Regions from separate parts of the Mus musculus genome. Here regions 1 and 3 are each linked to region 2. The links are chromatin loops, found by intact Hi-C in ENCODE. Cell type or tissue: heart. All regions are shown on one strand. Each heading gives the region's core, and the rest is flanking DNA. Links, peaks and the distances in the headings are about the cores only. Region 1 has its middle 16 kb from the start of Nhsl1. Region 2 overlaps Arfgef3 (ARFGEF family member 3). Region 3 holds the start of Ccdc28a (coiled-coil domain containing 28A).

What was found. Hi-C counts contacts between places; a loop is a spot of excess contacts. Peaks named below come from ENCODE experiments on the same cell type or tissue, not always from the same donor. Only the 100,000 strongest peaks of a DNase experiment are listed, where the experiment ranks them.
Region 1: a loop joins it to region 2, with 17 times the contacts of the local background. A loop is called at or near these places in 9 of 42 quality-filtered maps.
Region 3: it touches region 2 in a loop (2.7-fold over the local background); 2 of 42 quality-filtered maps call a loop at or near these places.

What each region holds. Positions count from the first base shown.
Region 1 is chr10:18,388,420-18,395,695 of GRCm38, reverse strand. It overlaps a transcript of Nhsl1 not described here. Among named protein-coding and RNA genes, the nearest start is that of Nhsl1, 16 kb to the left of the region's middle. In heart, for the core only: CTCF peaks have their summits at 1,605, 1,810 (motif pointing right) and 3,896 (motif pointing left); a DNase peak (open chromatin) is centred at 5,485; H3K27ac peaks cover 944 bases.
Region 2 is chr10:18,598,901-18,606,176 of GRCm38, reverse strand. Arfgef3 (ARFGEF family member 3) reads left to right here. Exons shown (of 34, transcript NM_001033258.4): 27 at 2,642-2,770; 28 at 5,567-5,743; 29 at 6,877-6,991. Among named protein-coding and RNA genes, the nearest start is that of Hebp2, 56 kb to the right of the region's middle. In heart, for the core only: a CTCF peak has its summit at 3,935 (motif pointing right); no DNase peak of the experiment used is centred there.
Region 3 is chr10:18,231,385-18,238,660 of GRCm38, reverse strand. It overlaps Ccdc28a (coiled-coil domain containing 28A), which reads left to right and starts at 3,680. Exons shown (of 6, transcript NM_144820.4): 1 at 3,680-3,809. In heart, for the core only: CTCF peaks have their summits at 2,129 and 4,551 (motif pointing right); a DNase peak (open chromatin) is centred at 3,400; H3K4me3 peaks cover 1,482 bases; H3K27ac peaks cover 1,040 bases.

The sequences.
Region 1 (7,276 bases), core at 887-5,886, 210 kb after region 2:
GACAGTAATGATGATAGCAAGTCACTTCAAAGTCAATCTTCTCCCTCTCCCTTTCTCTCACAGCCTGTTCTGAGCATATGTTGAAGTTTGCTACACTGATAATATTTTAACAGAACACAGAAGAAAAGGTATCAGTCTCCCGACTTCTGCAAGCAAGATACAGAGCATGACTGATTATAGTCATAGGAAAAACACATCTGGCTAAAGGTAGGTTCATAACTGAAAGACTGTTTCAGCACACGGGCAGTTAGAGTCAAGTGACGCATGTGTTACACACCAGGCCAGATGTCACTTACGAAAATGACATGACTCCAAAAAGCAACGAAGTGTCACTTAGAAATTAATATGTAAGTATAATTATTTGGCCAAAGCCAGATGAGACCTCCTCTAAAAATGAGATTACATCGAAGCTCAGAAAAGATCAAAATCTGACTTTCCTAATGAAGCTAAAGCCTCCCAGGAAAGAAATCAATAGTTGAATTCAGTGCTTATCAGTAGCCCAATAAATGTCTGTGTGTGTGTGGGGGGGGGGGGGCGGTGCGGGCAGACAAGATGGTGTCCGTTTGTGAGTGCTAGCCTAGCACTGCTCAGAGAGTACAGACACGAGGTCAGACCCGGCTGAAATGTATTGGTGCCTAGATTCTCACCCACGTGGAACGCTGGAGCCATGTTTTAGAAAGGATTCCGGTTCAGTAGACCATGTGGTTAGAGCTTTTGTTCCGTGCATCCCTTCCTGGGCTGTGTATTCACACTCCTCTTCCCTGTTTAAGAGCAGTATGTTTTTAAACGGCTCCTTTTTGAAGGTTGAGCTGCCAACGGAGGCACTAGGTGTGTTACAAATAGTTACATGCAAAAGGCAGAAAGTGAAAATGGCTATGTTGTTTCTAATCTTAACTACAATGTAAAACAGTCTCAGATGCATCCAACCCAGGGGCTGAGGATGTCAAAGTTCAGAGGCAGTGTACTTTTGCCTAGCATGTGCAAGTTCCATCCCTATACCATAAAAATCAAAAACCTAAACAAAAAGGAGAAAGGGGAAAAGGTGCATCCAACGCTAAGCACGAACTCCGCCTGAGTCTGACCACTTAGAATCACCCAGAAGGAATCAGATGGTGCCTCCGACTGTCACCATGAAAATGAAACCACATACTTCAGTGTGTTTCAATTACAGAAGCTCGGGAACATAGGGTCTCAGAGATATCCCAATGAGGAAATGTCGCTGTGAGGTCACACACTACACAGACATTCTCATCTATGCAGTTTATCCTGCTGGGCCCTGCACCAAGCAGGTGCTCTGTTAAGCGTTTGGAAATTGTTACTTCCTGCCAATACTGAGACCCACAGTCCCACATGGTCAAAGTAACCCCAATAACAAGGAAATATAGCCATTTTCCAAGATCACACTTCTCCAACAGCATGGAATCTGAATCTCAAGGGCCCTCCCAATGCCTTGAGCCACCAAAATCATCTATCCCTAGAACAGACATGTGGCATATAAAAAGATCATTCTTTGTGAGATTAACACAGAAAACTGATCCCTTAAAACATGTTGTTCTCATTAAATTTTAACACCTGGACTGAAAAAAATAAAAGTTCCAAATAAGAGGAAATTAGCTCTGTCAGGTTTGCAGCACTACATGTAAACCTTTCAACTCAGAGCAGTTGGCTGTACTAAAGCAGTCATTATGCCTCATTTATGTCTATTGAACAGTCCTGTTTGAAAGCCTGTCTTATATGTGGAGAATGACTCAAAACATGATTTGTATTTTAGTAGATGACCAGCAGGTGGCAGAACGCACAACCCACCTGCAATAGAGCCACCACCAGTAAAAGAAAATGGTGGGATTCACTAGGAAGGAGTATGCAGATTCAAACGCTGCCTGGCTGAGGAACCTGGCTTCAACTTCAAACCTGTGTCTGCGTCACAAAACAGAAGTTGAGTGAGTACCCATCCACCATGTCAGCAGCATGAGAGATAAAACCCAGCAGTGCTCTACGGCACTGTGGGCACAGTATGGACGAGGGATAAAGGACAGAACGGAAGCTAAAAGATGGCTCAGTGGTCAAGAGCACAAACTGTTGATCCAGAGGACCCTGGTTTGATTCCCCACACCCACAGGGTGGCTCACGACAGTCAGGAACTCCAGTTCCAGGGATTCTAATGCCCTCTTCTGGCCTCTGTAGACACCATGCCCTGCCGGCGGGTGAGGAGGCGGGGAGGAATCACAAGGTGAACAGCTCCTGAGACACAGACACACACAGACACACACAGACACACAGACACACAGACACACACAGACACAGACACACACACACACACACACACACACACACACACACACACACATGCAAAACAAAGAGCAGTGTTCCAGGCATTGCTTCATTTAAAGAGTCCAAATGAGCCTGGTCCCAAGTGACGTCTTCCAGTACTAAATTACAAACCCCTGGACTCCACCCTAGACGCTCAGAACTGCTACAGAAGGACCTGAGAGCCACCCGAGAGGCTGTATCCGATACACATGGAGACAGTTGGCTCATGCATTATCTGTAGACCATCTAGCAATCTATATGTAGTCAGAAGATGGATAAGGCCTGCGTTTGCCTTCTAGGACATACTCAGAGTAAGGAGCAAGTCTGTAGTTCAGCAGGGACAAACCAACCCCTCTGTCTTAGCTAGGGTTTCCATTGCTGTGAAGAGACATCATGACCAAGGGGACTCTTATAAAGAACAGCATTTAATTAGGGCTGGCTTACAGGTTCAGAGATTCAGTCCATTGTCATTGTGGCAGAAACAGGGCAGCACCCAGGCAGCCGCGGTGCATGGAGTTTCACATCTTGTCCCAAAAGCAAACAGGAGAAGATTGTCTCATGAGCAGCTAGTAGGGGGGTCTCAAAGCCCACCCCTACAATATCACTTCCTCCAATTCCCATTCTCTGAGCCCAGCATATTGAAACCACAATATGACATACACAAGAGGCCTCAGGTTTAGCCAAATGACCTGTGGGTAATTTCTCCACTGACACACTTACAATAATAATAATAAACCCTTGCTATCCCCACTTCCCTCTCCTTCGGCCCTGCCACCTACTATACCAAGGGATTTGTTCACTTTGCAGCCGCAGTCCCATTTCCACGGTCATTTCTCTCTGATCCCCCTGCTCACAGTGCCCCATCCCCCCCAACCTCAGCTCTCCTGCCCAGCTGTCATCGGTGGACATCTGTCTGTCATCACCACAGTCTCTGCCACCACTTCCTTCTCCGAGCAGTGGGTGTTCAGTCTGCTCTCTAAGTTTCCAGTTAGTTACCTTGCAAGGAAAAGGATAGAGCTAGCTGTGCTGGCGACTGGAGGGCAGCCATAGCTCCCTGCAACAGAAGTGGGAGTCTTGACTTGATTCTCCCTCCTCCCCTGAGGAGAGTACTGGGCCCACTCTACCCTCTCCGCTTTTGCTCTCCTCTGCTGGCTCTCATAATGCAGTTCACCCCTCAGCCCTGACCCTGTCGAACCTTTCACTGCCAACACCCATATTACAAATCCCACTCCATGATGGAGGCTAGTCTCTCCTATTGTCTCCTAAAAGCATAACTTCCGGTCCCCCCAAGTGACTACTCTCCCAGTTCTCAGAAAGCAAGCACAGAGAAGTTCCTGACTTTGCCTGGTTTTTGAGATTCCAGCATCAGCCCTTTTCCTGATTCCAATGATGAGCAAAACTTAACTCTGTGAATTCATAATAAAAATTCATTGGATAATGTGAGAAGGAAGGTTTTAGCATTTTCCTTTCGCCTTTTAGAAATATACTGAGACAACACAGAATGGCAGACACCACAGATATTTAAACCAGGCGGAGCTAGACCTTGATTTCCACATAAAGATTCACTGAAGCACGGCAATAGTGCCACCTTGTGGGACAGCCATGACTACACCAAAACTCAAGAGGCGATCCATATCCAGAAAAATCACTGTCATTTTTAGATGCATCTTTTTGAGAATTTGTAGACCACAATCAACCAAAGGACAGGTAACAGGCTATTAGTACCGGATCTCCAAGGAGTAAAGGCACTGGTAGTTAATACCACCCTGTTAATGGCTCAAGGTGAATGGATAAAGAGACCGAAGCACGGAAGCCTTCAGATACCATTTAACTGACCGTGACCCTGAAACCAAGAAGTAATATTTAAACATTTAGTCTTATATCCAGATAGCATTTGGAGGCATGATTATTATCATGAGAAATTAAAACAAATTAGTATATAACCTTTAAGAAAACAGTAAAGCCAGGCAGTGGTGACGCACGCCTTTGATCCCAGCCCTTGAGAGGCAGAGGCAGGCGGATTTCTGAGTTCGAGGCCAGCCTGGTCTACAGAGTGAGTTTCAGGACATCCAGGGCTACACAGAGAAACCTTGTCTCGAAAAATCAAGAAAAAAAAATTTTTAAAGAAAGAAAACAGTAAAACCCTCTGTTAAAACATAAAACAAAGTAAGCTAAGGACATAACATGGTTGGTAGAATTCTGTGCAGCATGCACAAGTCCCTGGGTTCAGTCCCCAGTACCCCGTAAACAGGACCAAAAACTGGGCATGGTGGTACATGCCTGTGATCCCAACACTCTGCAGGCAGACACAGATCAGAGCCTACCAGTGACTACTTGACGGGCTTGCTGCAGCCCGTGACACATAAGACACTGTCTCAAAACTCAACCAGATGACCACCTTTTAAAAAATGACATAGGTAACTTAGAAATAGGCCTGTCAATCTATCCTGAGAGAAAGAAATAACTGAATGGTAACTGTAGCACCCAAGGAACTCCTTAATATCAGCACTGTAGAAACACATAGGCAGCGCTAAACATGGGGCGGGGCAGGCAGGCAGATAACACGGATGTTTTAGTAGGCTGCTCTGAACATTTTCTAAATACACTACAGCGTATAAAGCAAGAGAGCAAGGAGCTGTTTCCTTTCCACGAGTTTTGGAGAAAAGCTTTTGCCTCCAGACAATCATGAGCCTTTCTCTGGAAGCCCCGGCACTCATGCTGCGAGAGACAGAGGCCAAAGGTCCCCAGTGGCCCCCACTTTCGCTACCAATGGATGCGCACTGCGTGTTGTCTTCTCCATGGGCTTCTCTAGCCAAATCCCTCGCTCCATTTAAGCAGCTTGGTTCAAATTGTAAAACTTAAAAGTTTCACTTACCAGATGCCTAGATAAATCTCATCTGGAGGCCTTTAGAACAAAGCCACCGTGAGTGACATCCAGCCTGGCTGAGTCTTGAGGGTGATGTGAATCCTCCGGACAGGCGATGCACGCCCGAGACTGCACAGAAGAGACTGGGCCGCTGTCCTCAGATGTGGGTAGTAGCCTAGCGCTGTAAGCCAGGAGCCCTCTCCTTGCTATGATCCAAGGTCTTTCTTCCTACCAGGCTTCAGATCTGGCTCTGAAGTTAGCACGCGTGCGCGCGCACACACACACACACACACACACACACCTTGATACACAGTTCAAGCACATCCGTGAGTCATGCTTCCACTTCCTCTCAGGGTTCCCAGTGGTCCTCGGTGGCACAGAGTTCATTCATTCACAACAGTGCGCGCTCAGTCACACGGAATACTCACACACTAAACTCCAGCCCTTAGCACTTTAAAAGTATTTCCTTTCAACCTCCTGTAAAACCACCGCCTCACTTTCATTAGCAGATGAGAACTTCATCCCAGCAGACGGGCTCCCCAGGCACAATTCACACACATTATACTTCATAGGGCCTTTTCAATATTTACTTGCTGGTAGTGTTCTTCCTTTCAGGTCACAGATTATAGTGTTTAGCAACACGAAGAAGGAGGGGGTAGAGTTATGAATTAGTAAACTGCCGGGGCTTCCACTTGTCAATTCATTCCCACCTCGGAGGGGATTTGGACCCAGAGCTTCAACTCTCGGGAATTACCTTCAGGAAATGACTGAATCAAAAAGGGAATTGGCCAATTTTCTCCCAAAACAGGGAGTTATGGGGAAACTCCTCAGCTGTAGGCAAAGAGAGAGAAGTCTCTTCCTATGCAAATAAGTTTTGTTTCCCTCAGAGCGAGTTTGGTAAGGATTGCCAGGCCCTTCCCACCCTTTGATATGCTGATCTCGGGCTTCTAAACATGAGGGGGGTTATTTGATCACATTAATTATTGGGGGGGGGGTGGAGAAAGTGGGTGCTGCAAGGGAGGGGTGACACAAAGACTTCTCTAAATTGCCAGTTTGTTTGGTCTTTCATGGCACGCAACAATCAGATTCCTATTCACAGCTATTTCAGAGCTGGCTGGGAGACCATCAAAGTGTTTGGGAGGATGGAGCTAAACAGAGCCAAAACCCTGACAGCTTCACTTTCCGTGGCCAACTCGGATGCCAGCTCCCCGGACTTCTCAATCTCCCTGGCCCTGAGGGGGGAAAAGTCCTTTCTTACCTCTTCTGAGGAGCAAGGTGGGACACTGGCACATTTTCCTTGAATGCTTTGATCCTAGGGTGCTAGTCTGTGTTGGTATTTGTAAACCACGGCCATGCATAGTTACCTCAGGAGCTTGTAACTCTACAGATGTGTGGGCCCAATGCCAAGTGCTTGGAATCCTAAGGAGCGGCAGCCAGAGCTGAAAGCACCTCTCCGCGGAAGATGAAGACAATAGACAGTAATTGTTAGGGAAGTACAGCAATGGAGCCCACCCATCAACAAAGGAAAGACTATATGGAGGGGTTGGGACGCGTCCCCAAGCTGCCAGGCAAGCCCTGTAAGTCACAGATGGCCTTTCTCAGAGGAGAAATCAGAGGACTTCACTCAACACAGGACCCTGGTCAGATGCAGACAGCTGCCACTAGGTGGCTACTTACACTAGAGCTAAGTCCTTGTGCACCTACCCACCAATTCAACATTTCTTGAGCCTTGGGAAGTAAACTTAGAAAGTCCTAACTTCACAAAGTAAAAAGTTGCCCATGTGCCACACCAACTTTATCGTGGGACACAGGGCAGAGATTGCTCACAGGCTTGTAAATCTTATCTGTGCTTGCTAAACAATTATTTAAATCATTATATGTGCACATTTTTGTCAAAAAACAAACAAACAAACAAACAAACAAACAAAAAAGCCTACTAGGTTGTCACAAAAAGATGGGAATAGTTAAAAATTTAAAAATATTAAAAATTTTAAGAACCAATTTCAACAAAGTAGAATGTACTGGACTAGATTATAAAAAGAAGTTTCTCTTGTAAGGATGTTTTAATTTTCACAAGACATGGCTATACATACAAATAGA
Region 2 (7,276 bases), core at 1,444-6,443:
ATCTTCCACAACTATGAGACCCCTTAGAACTTGCGGTTTCTCCAGGCCATGTGCTTCTTCTTCCTCCTCCTCTGCATCCTCTCTCTTCCATTTTCTCCTTCTTCTCTCTCCACCTTCCACTCCACCTTTCCTTTTATCTGCCAAATTATTATTTTACAAGTTAAAGTGGGAAGCAGGTTTACAGGAAATCACCTGCTGACTCATTCCTTGTTTTCAACCCCTCACAGGATTAACATCAAATATAATTAGCCCCAGGTCTGTCTGTCCACAACTGGTCATGTGTGTTTTTCATCTTTCTCTCTTCATATTAGTTCAAGCCAAAGTCTAAAACACTGCATTAAATCTACAGTTGTTTCAGTAAGTGTATTCTAAAGTTAAAGTGTAGAGAGGCCTACCTTGTCCTCAGTGGGCTCTTCAACTAGATCCAGAAAGGCTTTTAATACAAAGGTTGATAAATCGGAGAAATATATACATATATGGGAACGAGAGAGGGAAGGGCAAAGAAGTGAGCATAACACAGCACACTCCCATACTCTTAGGCAATGCTCAAAAACTTGTGAAGCGAGCGTTGAGGAGGTGAAGATACAGGCCTCGGTTTGTTTCAAAGAGCTGTGTAGTACAGAAAGTATAGAGAGTATAGAAGCTAGTGGAAGATGAGGAGTACTCAACATAAGAATTTTTCATGCTCATCGCAGCCCTAATCACCAGACTCTAGCAATCAAGGCTGTTCCCCGTCCTTGTACTTAACAATGTCCCTTATCAAGTCATCTTTATGGCTTGTTGCACAAAGGAAGGCCACCTGGCCCTTTCTGAAGTAACACTTCCTCCAGGGACTTGAGCTGGAAGTGGCAAACCAATTTGGCAAATATAGAGATAGATCACCTTAATCCTACCTTGTGGGGCATTGAACTCTGCACAGACAGGCTGGTCTCCAGGTGAGCTGAGATCTGAATGGTGATAATTCACCTTCATGACATGGTAGGCGTTCCCTCGTGCTCCTGGAACTCTGGCCCCTGCCTAAGTTACCACACACACACACACACACACACACACACACACACACAGCCCCCACAAGAGAAGCATGACTAGAAGTCACATAGACAATGGCCCAAGCTTCTGACCTTCAGGCTAAACTCCTTTCCAGTTACCTAGCAACAGTAAAGACCATAAAAAGGGCGGTTCAGCCCCTGTTTGCTCTCTCTCACTAGTCTCTCTTGCTTCTTACCCCTCACTCTCATGCCCTCTCTCCTCTCTGTCTTCTCTTCTCCTCTCTCCCTCTTACTCTCTTTCTCTCTAGCCCTCTCTCTCTCTCTCTCTCTCTCTCTCTCTCTCTCTCTCTCTCTCCCTTCTCTCCTTCTCCCTGCCTTTCTATAATAAAGCTCTAAAAGCATAGTCTTTGCTCATCAAGATCCCCTGCACTCACTCTCGCAGCTGTTGGGAACCTCATCCCTCTTTCCTATAACCCTGGTGGCTTTAGCAAAGTAGCTGCAGGGCTCCCCAGGTAGGGCTGCCCCTTGCCACCCCCTGAAGAGTGGGTCAGAGGCTTGAATGCACACCCATGGCTAAGTGGAAAGTGTATGGCAGCTCTCCCATGCCTGACAGACCAGAGAATAGGTAAAACGCTGGCAGGGTGTGGGTTCCCCTCCCCCTTCCCCAGGGCCTCCTTTTTAGTTCCCAACACTACCATAGTAAACAAAGCAGCTTGGCTTAGATTAGGAGATAGCTGGAGCTGGAGTTGGGGGACAGTGGAAAGCTGGTTACAGAGTGTCTGTGTGAGATGACAACTTACATTGCATGATGCACACAATTAATGCCACTTAAGTTACAAAGAAAATAGTGGAAGTAGCACATTTTATTATTTTAAAATAATAGGCAGGAAGGATAGAGATGTATCTATTTGAAAGAGAGCCTACCTCACATGAATGATGCCCTGGGTTTGATCTCCAGCACTATATAAATAGTATGATGTGTAACAAGTCCCTAAATCCCAGAACTTGGGAGATGACTGGTTATAAATTGATAATGGCATCTACCTTGTCAGCTATTATGTCTAGCTTTGTGTATTCTATGTATGCTTATGATTTATATTTATATTTGCATTTTTCACTGGGCTGTAAATTATGTATATTGAAAATCCATGCATGATACTATCTGAGCATGTATCAGTTCTTAAAACTGTTTATGTATTTGTGTACTAGGCACATATATGAGAGGTGGAAACTTCCAATCAGAAGTTCAAGGTCATCATTGGGTAAATAGCAAGTTTGAGGCTAGCATAGGCTACATGAGACCCTGTCTCAAGAGAAAAACAAGAGGATAGACAGAAATAAAGCTAAATAAATAATTCTATATCTGTATAATTATATGACTAGTTCCCAAGAAGTCTGACAGTCATTTCAGTCACTGCTGTTTTTAGAAGGTAAAGTTCAGGAAGAATTAGAGTCTTGTGTTTTCCTTTGACTTTGTCAGACCATATTAGTTGACCTTTGCCTGCTTGTGGGCACCTAGAGCTAACACACTCTTTGGCAATTGACATCCCAATGCCCTTTGCCATTCGTACATGGAATTAGCTCGGATCTTGCAAGTATTATTCTTCCTGATGGAGAGCTGGGTTTCTGAGCAGTCTGCCTTTTTTTTCCAGGTCTGATAGAAGTCTGGATCATCCTGTTGGAGCAGCTAACAGCAGCTGTGTCCAACTGTCCAAGGCAACACCAACCACCCACCTTAGATTTACTCTTTGAGCTGTTGAGAGATGTTACCAAAACACCTGGTAAATGTCTATATCTGTTTCTATTGGAGTTATATGCTGTTAGACATTTAACTATTTTCAAGAAGGTGTCTCTTTGGATATTTAACTGTTTTTCACTGTTAAGGCCAAGTTTCACTCACAGTAGATGCTCAGTAAATATGTGTTCGATGGCTACAATGATGTTTCATGGGTAAGATATATCCCTGAAATTTTTACCAAAGATGTGTTCGTTGGTGCTGTTGGAATCCCACATCAATCCATCTGTGCCATCAGTGCCTCCATAGGACAGCCGGCTTTGCCACTTGACATGATTGCAGCCTTCTTCCTCGGCCAGATCTTACAGCCTTCGCAGCCCCAGTGCTCTTAGGAGAGCTCAACTGACCCACCACTCATGCGCACATACCATACCAAGCAGCCTCTTGTCGTGGTGATTGGAATTGGAAAAGGATACCTACTGCCTAAGATGGTCTCCTGTGTAGGAAAGAGACCTTAGGAATGCATCTCTTGTTCACAGTTATTATTCATTTCAAAGTTTCCTCAGTCAAAGAAACTTTTTATAGAAATGTAAGGTGTTTTTATTGTTATTTTTTTCTTTTCTTTTTTTTTGTTGTTGGTTTTTTTTATTTTCTTTTTTTTATTAGGTATTTATTTCATTTACATTTCCAATGCTATCCCAAAAGTCCCCCACCTGCTCCCCCACCCGCTCCCCCACTCACCCACTCCCACTTCTTGGCCCTGGCATTCCCCTGCACTGAGGCAGATAAAGTTTGCATGATCAATGGGCCCCTCTTTCCACTGATGGAAAGACTAGGCCATCTTCTGCTACATATGCAGCTAGAGACACAAGCTCTGGGGGGGGAGGGGGTACTGGTTAGTTCATATTGTTGTTCTACCTATAGGGTTGCAGATCCCTTTAGCTCCTTGGGTACTTTCTCTAGCTCCCCCATTGGGGACCCTGTGATCCATCTAATAGCTAACTGTGAGCATCCACTTCTGTGTTTGCTAGGCCCCGGCATAGTCTCACAAGAGACAGCTATATCTGGGTCCTTTCAGCAAAATCTTGCTAATGTATGCAATGGTGTCAGCGTTTGGAGGCTGATTATGGGACTGTTATTTTATGGGTGCTTTGCCTGCATAAATAAATGTCTGTGTACCACATGCATACAGTACTTGGAGAGGCCAGCAGAGGGCATCAGATCCCCTGAAACTGGAGTCAGACAATTGGGAGCTACTGTAAGGGTGACTGAACTCTGAATCGAACTCTGATCCTCTGGACTAGGAAGGGTCAGTTAAGAGCAGCCAGACTTTGAATTTTAGTTTTTACTAACGGAATTAGAACCTTAATGAAGCTACTAACCAGTTCCACAGTGAGCTGTCTATTCATCATTGTGATGACTTGATTATTAACACCTGCTTAAAATTCATTGTAAAGTTTGTAGCTATTCTCATATGTTTAAAAATTAAAAGCATCCCACTAAACAAAGTTATGCACCATGACTTCTAAATATATCTCATTACTAAGCACCATTTTCAATGTTTATATGAATAGTGTTTAACGTAATAAATATATGTTTGTTAAAGTCTCTTAAATACTAAAGTTTTTTTAACACTAAGTGAAAAGCAGTTAATAAATATGAATAACATTATGACATTTTCAAGGAATTATTTTAAATGTAGAATCACCTATATGGAATTTATGTATTTAAAAATACACATTCATACATGTTCATTCAAGAAGTACCTTAAGGAAATATGTTAAAATGGAATTATATCTGTATGTAAGTGTTTTTTTTTTTTTTTCAATTTTTCGAGACAGGGTTTCTCTGTGTAGCCCTGGCTGTCCTAGAACTCACTCTGTGGACCAGGCTGGCCTCGAACTCAGAAATCTGCCTGCCTCTGCCTCCCAAGTGCTGGGATTAAAGGCATGCGCCACCACTGCCCGGTTGTATGTAAGTTTTGTTCCTCTATATTATGTAATGTTCATGTTATCTTTGATATCTTTTTCTTTTCTTGTTGGATCTTACTGTTTAGCCCACATTGGCCTGAAACTGGTAATCTGTCTTGACCCCCAAGTGCTAGGAGTATAAGCATGTGCCAGCCCACCCTATTTGTACCTTGCTTTTAAAATCAATTTTTAAAAATCTATTAGTGTTTCTTTAAAGAAGCACAAAGATAATCTTTATAGCATTGCCTACAGAATAAAAAGACGACTCACGTCTTAAATTTTCATCAGCACTGAAATTGATTAATAAAGTATACCTATATATAATGAAAATAGTGATCAGTGAAAATAAGGATTGTTTAAATTTTTTGATAATGTAAACTCTGTTTTCCATAGTTATCAAAGTAGTTTAAAGCTCTAAGCTAGTGTGGTGGGAAATGGGTGAAATCACAGTTGGCTCTGCCAGGGAAACACAAGTCCAAGAGTTCAAAGCCTATCTGGACAACAGAGTGAGACTCAGACTATTATAAATAAAACTATATACCTTGGTGTTCTGTGTAAGTATATATAATATATTTTGACATTCTTTCCTAAATGCACATATGTGTTTATATGTTTGACTATGAGAACTAAGAGATCAAGAGGCATTTTAACTTGGTAATATTTGAATTTTTTATGTCTATTCGTATACCTGCAGAGCTATAGTCATACAAAGAAGTAAAATGCCCATTATTGCCCCCAGTGAGTTGTCAATTCTCCCCACACTTTCTCAAGAATAGGAAAAAATTTTTGAAAGAGATCTTTGATACCAGCCATAGCAAGAAGCCCCCATCCCTTTTGGAATGGTAATTCTGACCCTCCTCTTTCCTTTTCAGGCCCTGGGTTTGGAATCTATGCAGTTGTTCACCTTCTCCTTCCTGTGATGTCTCTGTGGCTCCTCCGTAGCCACAAGGACCATTCCTACTGGGATGTGGCATCTGCTAACTTCAAGCACGCCATTGGTCTGTCCTGCGAGCTGGTGGTGGAACACATTCAAAGCTTTCTACACTCAGGTAGCTGCAGAGCCAGAGCCTGCCCTTGTAGGCATTGCTTCTCCAGGCTTCTCAAAGTGCTTCGTGAAACGCTGGTGCAAATGCCTTTGTTGAAGATACGATAACCTAATAGCAGGTCCAATGTAGCTAGGCATAAGAGGAAAGGCTTATTCAAATACACAGCTTTTTAAAATCCTCATAGCCAGAGTATGCAGAGGTGGTATATCTTGTTGTTTGTGCTTTTTCATCAAAAGAAAGCAAATAAAAGAAATAGAATTTAGAAAGGGCTGTGGTTACCAACTTGAAGTTACTTATCAGGACAGAGATAAGGGGAAGTTCCTTAGTGCCCTGTGGCACTTTGAAAAATATACATGTTAGTGGAGAGTTATGTTGAAAGTGGCAGATAGAGAAGGACAGGCAGGGCAGCAGCCTGGGGACCTGAGCAGGGACCTCTGTGAGAGTCAGACTTTGCTCTCGAGCTGGTTTGGGAGGTTTGGGAGGAAAAAGAAGCATAGCGTCAAAACAGAAGGGGAAAATACACAGAAGCAAGAGGCCTTCTTGCTAGAAAAGACAAAAGAGACCAAGCAGAATGTGGGCCCCAAGGAGTTTAAAGCAAGAATAGGAAATTGCGTCGATACTAAATTCAGTGAGGATAATTTGTCCTGCAGAATAAAGCTGCTGGTGGCGTGGGGAGGGATTTCCACAGCTGGTGGAGGAGAAAGGGATTTCCACACGAAGGCAGTGAGTGTGTCTCAGGGGGTTGGTATTTTTGAGCAAGCACTGAGGGGTGTGGAAGCAATGCCACTGAAAATTGCTTCTGTAGCCTCACAAGGACCCTAAGGAAAGCACACAGATACAGTCCTAGAGTGGACAATTAGATTGGCTTGGAGACCTCCGTTTCCTTTAGTCTACAAATGCTGTGCAAATGGAAGCCAGATAGACAGAGGTTCAGAAATCCCCAAGCTGAGACAGGACTGCTTTCTTGCCCAAGAGCACCTAAATATAATTCAGTTTTCATCACCAAGGAAAGTATATTTGAATTTTTCTTTTTAGATACATTTAGATGTCTCAGACTTTCTTCTTTTGCCAGAGATGGCCATTCCATTCTCCCCTGTTTCACTAGAGTTTTAAGAATCTACTCCTTCTTCCTGCAGACATCAGGTATGAGAGTATGATCAACACCATGCTGAAGGATCTCTTTGAGCTACTGGTAGTATGCGTGGCCAAGCCCACAGAAACCATCTCCAGGGTGGGCTGTTCCTGCATTAGGTGAGGAGAGGGTCCCTTGGCTCTTTACAAGGGTGGGGTTTTATCATAGAATCCCAAGAAGTTGTCTTTTATGGTAGTGACTCACTTTGTGGATTGCCTTTCAGAAATAATGTATAATTAATAGTTCCCCCTCTTTGGTGTTCAGTCAACATGTGCTTAGTGCTCGGGGGCAGAGGAGGAGGGTGAGAATTGAAGGTGGATGGAGCCTGAGATTTAGTGCCCACTGCCAGCTCCTAGTCACCAAGTAGATTGCTTCAATCTGTTCCCGAGTTCTATGTACCACTC
Region 3 (7,276 bases), core at 2,000-6,999, 370 kb after region 2:
CTCACTTTGTAGACCAGGCTGTCCTAAACCCGAATATGCAGAGATCCATCTGCCTCTGCCCCGAGTACTGGGATTAAAGGTGTGTGCCACCACACCCAACGACAGGGTTGTTCTTTTACTTCCTGTTTTCCTTTTTTCTCCTTTCCTCCCTTGCCCTTCCTATTAGTCAGGGTTCCCTAACGGAACAATTGATATGATGAAAACACCCACATTATATATCAGCATATCTCACACACACATATGAGAGAGAGAGAGAGAGGGTTATTAGCCTGCTTTATAGGCTGTGGCCATGGTATCTTTCAAAGCTATAGAAAAGACATCCCTCCTTCTACCCTTTGCTTCTTTATAAGCCATTCCTTCAAGTTCTTAGCATCCTTGGAGTACACGGTAATACCAAGCTGAGGAAAGGAGAAGCTGTATACAGCGTAGCCGATTCATGACCCATGGTATGCTTTGTTTTCTGGTTAATCCTTCTTTTAAAGCTGCTCTGGCTTCAGGAGATTGGGAAAGATTCTCCAAGGATCAAAACAACTCAGACCTTCCTGTCACTGTGTCAGGGTTTGTATTCCTGCACACAACATCATGACCAAGAAGCAAGTTGGGGAGGAAAGGGTTTATTCAGCTTACACTTCCATGTTCCTCTTCATCACCATGGAAGTCAAGACTGGAACTCACACAGGGCAGGGTCTTGGAGGCAGGAGCTGATGCACAGGCCATGGAGAGATGTTACTTACTGGCTTGCCTCCCCAGCTTACTCAGCTTGTTTTCTGATAGAACTCAGGACTGACTCCCAGCCCAGGGATGGCAACACCCACAATGGGCTAGGCCCTGCCCACTTGATCACTAATTGAGAAAATGCCTTACAGCTGGATCTCATAGAGGCATTTCCTTAAGGGAGGCTCCTTTCTCTGCAATAACTCTAGCTTGTATCAAGTTGGCATACAAAAATATTGAGTACAGTCACCTACCTCCTAAACTTGCTAACTACTTTAGCTTTAAAAGGGAAGTGTAGACTTGAAATACAAAAATAAATTAAAACATTAGCATTGTAGAACCCCCAGAAAATAAGGTTTTAGTTTGTTTAGCAAGAAGTCATCAGAACATCCAAAGGTTGGGTAATCAGACGCCTCGTCAGAGCTCTTAGAGGAAGGCAGGACTAGCAAAGCCCCAAATATTCTGCTGAGGAAAGAGATCTGCCTGGACAACGGTGATGTCATCTGGTCAGCTTTGTAACTTGGCCAACTCTTTCAGATGCTGTGGCTTCAAGGGCAGCCTAGGCAGCTGTGACACTGCACAGCTGAGATATTTATTGCACAACTGCCATTTCGTCATTTGGGGAGGCCAAAGCAGGAGAGTTCCACATTTGAGCCAACCTGGTCTATAGAAAATCCTGCCAAAAAGAGACCAGGCTGGCCTCGAACTCAGAAATCCGCCTGCCTCTGCCTCTTGAGTGCTAGGAATAAAGGCGTGCATCACCACGCCCGGCTTGAGTTTAAGATTTCTTCATTCATTAATTTAATGAGTACCCTTTTTATGTCACTCTCAACTGCTAAAGGTATGGAAATCAACACATATTTGCTCTTAAGGAAATTACAGCCTAAAGTAGTATGTTTAATAAAAGACTATAGGCGTAACAATGCTAGATGTCTAAGTCTTTAAAATGAACAGTCTCATTTTAAAGACTTTTTGGCCTCCTGCTAAAAACCTGTTACATCTTAGAGTAAAAATGAAATAGTTCCTCTGGATTCACTGTTTTGCCTCTTTTGGTGACAAAACTCATACCCAGGGCCTCAAGCATGCTGGGCCAGTGCTCCCCCAAAGTCCCACCCCAGGCCCTACTGTTTCTTCTATGACACAATACATACATTCTTGAGAAATGGCTACTCACTCACGGCTGTTTCACCTAGCGGATCCTCCTGGTACTTTCAGTTCCCAGCAGCTCTCCAAAAGCCCACTTGTCCCTTCAAGAAGTCTCTGGGGGTCCTCAGCCCTGGAGAGCTCTTCTCCAATCTCTCAGTAGTGTTTTAGAGCTCATCTCAGAGCAGAGAAGGCACCAAGTTTTACAAAGATAGCCAAACAATAGCATCGCTTTTGGGATAACTTTCCCATGTAGGTCTCAGCTCCGAAGCAAGTCAATATAGCACCACACTGTGGCCTGCTCCCAAACTGCTTTCCCTCTTTCATTCTTTCATGGCATAATTTTATAAAAGTAGAACCTAGGCCATGACATTCCTTAAAAACCAAGTTGTAGATCAATTCACAAAATACAACCATTCAGAGATGCCAAACAGGAGAATTCCGCCTTTTCTTAAGTTCAAGTTCTTTACCCTAAAAATACCAAATTATGAAACCTAACACGTGTTCACTTTGGAAACTGGAACCATGAATGCTGTATCTGTGGGGGTTTTTTGTTTTTGTTATTTTGTTTTGTTTTTTGGTTTGTTTTTTTTAAGAATTCCAAGTTTTTGGTTTTGTTTTTCCTAATGGAAGAACATCTCATAGTATGAGTTTAAGTACTTAGTAACTCCATTTTTGCTCTGTCTCAATATAATCTCTAGACACAATTTCCTCCCTAGGTAATGGGGAGATTGAAGGACAGGGTCACCTCAATCTAAGAAAGTCGGAATCTAAAAAGTCCCATCTTCCCTCTGAGAAGGCATCCACATCAAGGAGGGAAAGGTAAGTTTTCTTTAGTTTAGGGTTGAGCCTTCTCTCTTAGCCCTCAATTCCTAATCCCGGGGATGAAGTGGGGAGTCAGGCAGCAAGTCTGATTAGCCTTTCTGAATCTCAGAATCATTTCATTTGTTTTCTTTCTTTCTTTTTTTTTTTTTTTCTTTTCGGTTTTTTCGAGACAGGGTTTCTCTTTATAGCCCTGGCTGTCCTGGAACTCACTTTGTAGACCAGGCTGGCCTCGAACTCAGAAACCCGCCTGCCTCTGCCTCCCAAGTGCTGGGATTAAAGGCGTGCGCCACCACGCCCGACCTCAGAATCACTTCTAAAACGGGGATTTTGACATTACCTTAAAGGACTGTAGTGAGGTAAAGTGGGACGAGTGACACATACCCGTATGAGAAGCGCAGGCAGGAAGATCTCAACAACATAACCGGTTCCTGAGCAGTGTCGGCTATACGAGACTTGGTCAAAAAAAGGCAAAGAAAACGAAGAAAGACTGATAGACAGACAGACAGGTACACAGAAAACCTAAACGCACTCACCCCACCCCCACCACACCCAACTGCAATGCTTGGATACTGGCTATTTACAGAATCACACTTGGCGGCACAGCATCAGGGATGCTGAACCCAATACCGCTTCTCAAGCCAAACTAAAAGCAGCCAATCCGAGGTGTGGATCCGCCGCAAGGGGACAATAGGCTCCGCCTTCGATTTGTTCGAAAGGCATGCTGGGAATTGCAGTGCATGGGGCGGTCCTTCACCGAGGTGGCTGGCCGCTTCCGGTGAGGACAATATACAGCCAGTTTCCATGAGGCCATGAGACAGGCAGAAGTGGAGTGGCCAACAACAACTCCTCTTTCCCGCAGCCGCTGGAGCCATACCTGAAGGCGGCTATGGGAAGACGGAGCCCAAAGCAGAGACGCGAGCATCGCTAAGGGACCTGGGAGAGGCGGGGCTTTTCGCCTCTCGGAGGGCCCCGCCCAGATTACGTCACTTCCGTAAACAAAGGGCGCTTGCCTGGGTTTGTGACCCAGGCAGACGAGCTGGGCTCTTGATGCAGCCCTGGCGGAGGCTTTGAACGCTCTCTTACTTTTCCTAGCCGAGGAAGGGTAACCACAGCCTTTTCTCCCTCCGGTATGTAATGGGGTAAGGGGACCCCGCAACCTGTTCATTCGAGCCCCTCAGCACCTGCTCTGGTCACCGCTGAGTGTAGATGGGTCATCGCAGGGCTGGGTTGCGGAAGGGAAATGAATGAGGCAAAGTCCAGAGGCACCTCTGGTGATTCTGGTTGGCAGCGAGGCCTGACATTCAACCGTGAGCAGTTCGTCCCCTCTGGAAAGGTCCCTCGTGTTTGTCATACAAGAAGGATTTCAGGGTCTTGTGACAGATGTTATCTTTCAGAAAAGAGGACATCGCAAGCTTGGTCCCTCGGGGACCATTGGTTTATTGGCGATGCTTTATGTATTAACTGGTTTTTGCTTTTTCCTCCTCTTTTGTTACCAAATGTGTATTAGCATCCATAGATTTGAAGGTTAGCGTGTTTATATGTATCACCAATTATACAGATCCTCATCTCTTGGAAACCTGCTCCGTCATCTTCAAAGTTTTATTTAATCTGTATTACAGCTAAACAATTCCCGAATGACTCAAGTGGATTCGCTCTTGGTATCTGAGACAAGAGACTGAATGCTGTACCCTTTTCCAAGAAAAACCCACATCAGCTAGCAAAACAAAAATAAATTACCTGTATAATTCCCGACTAATTCTTTTAGGAGTGACAGAAGTCAGTTTCAGTCTTTTAAAATAGTCATGGCAGGACTAAATTCAACACTTTTAGATTTTAAATTTTATTAGATGACTGTGTACAGGTGCACACTGTGCCCCTGGAGGCCAGAAGAGGGCACTGGATACCTTGGGACAGAAGTTACTGTCATAAGCAGCATTGTTGGGCCTGGAAATCAAAAGAGACCTCCGAAAAGAGTAGTCAGTGCTCTTAACTGCAGAGCCATCTCTTAAGCCCCACAGTATTTTTTAAACGACCAGAGATCCTGAGTTCAATTCCCAGAAACCACATGATGGCTCACAATCATCTGTAATGGGATCTGATGCCCTCTTCTGGTGTGTTTAAAGAGAGTAACACTATACTCACATACATAAAGTAAATCTTTTTAAATTCATAGTGCAGTTAACGATTTGAAGGGGGGAACAGGTATGCATTTTCTGACACTTTTTTGTGATAAATTAATAATAGAATTAAGAAAATTCAAATCGAAAGAGCTAGACTTGTGGCACATGCCCATCCTTCCAGGACTCACTCAAGAGCCGAGGGAGAAGGATCATCACAGGTTGGAAACCAGCGTGGCTTACGTAGTAATTTCTCAGCCAGCCAAGGACATAGAGCAGAATTGTTTTTCAAAAAGAAAAGGTGAAGCTGTGCACACTTTTGATGCCTTTAATCCCAGGAGGGATAGAGCTATGCCTTTAATGAGTTCGGGCCAGCTGAGTCTACAGAGCAAATTTCAGGTCAGCCAAAGCTACATAGTGACACCTTGGGGGGAGAGAGAGAGAGATATCTAGGAGTGGTGGTTAATAGCATGTAAATAAAATGTATATTATGTAAGCCTTCAAGGTGCAGCTTAGTCCGCTGGTGCCCTGATTATACATGTATTTGAGTATGGTTTAGAAGGGAGATCTAAAGGCCAGATAAAGGCCCAGTGAGGCTGAGGAGTTACATGGGCGATTTGTTTATACTGGTCACTTATATAATGGTGGCCTCTTGAGGTTAAGGGCTTTGGCTAATTCATTGCTGCTTTCCCAGGACTGACGACAGTGCCTGGCTTGTAGAAGAGAGACAGTAGATACTTAGAAGATGTGTGAATAGAGAAAATGCTTTTTAAAAAATTATTAGACAGGGCTGGAGAGATGACTCAGCGGTTAAGAGCACTAGCTGCTCTTCCAGAGATCCTGAGTTCAATTCCCAGAATTGAACATGGTGGCTCACAATCATCTGCAATGGGATCTGATGCCCTCTTCTGGTATGTTTAAAGAGAGTAACATTATTGTCTTAGTTAGGGTTTCTATTCCTGCACAAACATCATGACCAAGAAGCAAGTTGGGGAGGAAAGGGTTTATTCAGCTTACACTTTCATACTGCTGTTCATCACCAAGGAAGTCAGGATTGGAACTCAAGCAGGTCAGGAAGCAGGAGCTGATGCAGAGGCCAGGGAGGGATGTTCTTTACTGGTTTGCTTCCCCTGGCTTGCTCAGCCTGCTTTCTTATAGAAACCAGAACTACCAGCCCAGAGATGGTCCCACCCACAAGGGGCCTTTCCCCCTTGATCACTAATTGAGAAAATGCCTTACAGTTGGATCTCATGGAGGCATTTCCCCAACTGAAGCTCCTTTCTCTGTGATAACTCCAGCTGTGTCAAGTTGACACAAAACTAGCTAGTACAATTGACCCCTTGTTAACTTGACAAACACATCACTAGTAAGCCTCAACCCTTAGTTCTTATTCATCCCCAAGATCTAAACAACTTTAAAAGTCCCACAGTCTTTACATATTAAAAGTTCTAGTATCTTTTAAAATACAAAGTACTTTAAATTTTAAAGTCTCTTAACTGTGGGCTTCACTAAAAAACTTCCTTCAAGAGGGAAAAATATCAGGGTACAGTCACAATCAAAAGCAAAAATCAATCTCCAACCATCCAATGTCTGGGATCCGACTCATGATCTTCTGAGCTCCTCCAAGGGCTTGGGTCACTTCTCCAGCCATGCCCTTTGTAGCACACATGTTGTCTTCTAGGCTCCAGCCACCTGTACTCCACTGCTGCTGTGGTTCTTGGTAGTCATCTCATGGTACTGGCTTCTCTAAAATGTTGCTGTCTTCCACTGTAACTTGGCTTTAACAATAGCCTCTCATAGGCTCTCTTCACGGTGCTAAGCCTCAAATCCTTTGCATGACCCCTTCAGTCCTGGGCCATCAATTGCCACTGAGGCTGCACCCTCACCAATGGCCTTCATTGGCCTATCACAGTGCTGAGCCTCAGCTGCTCTGTGTGACCCCTTTATGCCTTCAAAACCAGTACCACCTGGGTGACTCTTACACATTACCAAGTCCCACTGTAGCATGAGGTACAACTTTGGTTATCTCTGGAACACGGCTTCTGTGCTCTCAAAAAACACTTCCCAGAAGATGTCACCTCGATGATGCTGTTCTCTTCTTAATCACTGCTAATTTCTTAGCTCCAGCTAACCAGCATCAATAGTCCCAGTAATGCAAAAGTTTCATTTTTTTTAAAGATTGACTTACTTTATGTATATGAGTACACAGACACACCAGAAGAGGGTATAGGATTCCCATTACTGATGGTTGTGAGCCACCATGTGGTTGCTGGGAATTGAACTCAGGACCTCTGGTAGAGCAGCCAGTGCTCTTAACCATTGAGCCATCTCTCCAGCCCAAAAGTTTCGTTTTAGTAGTTCTGCTATCTTGTTAATCACAGCTGATTCTTCAGCCCCAGCTAACCAGAACCACAGAATATTCCCAATCAAAATAGCAATGGCCCTGAAAAGCGTCTTTAATTTTCCCTCTGAAATTT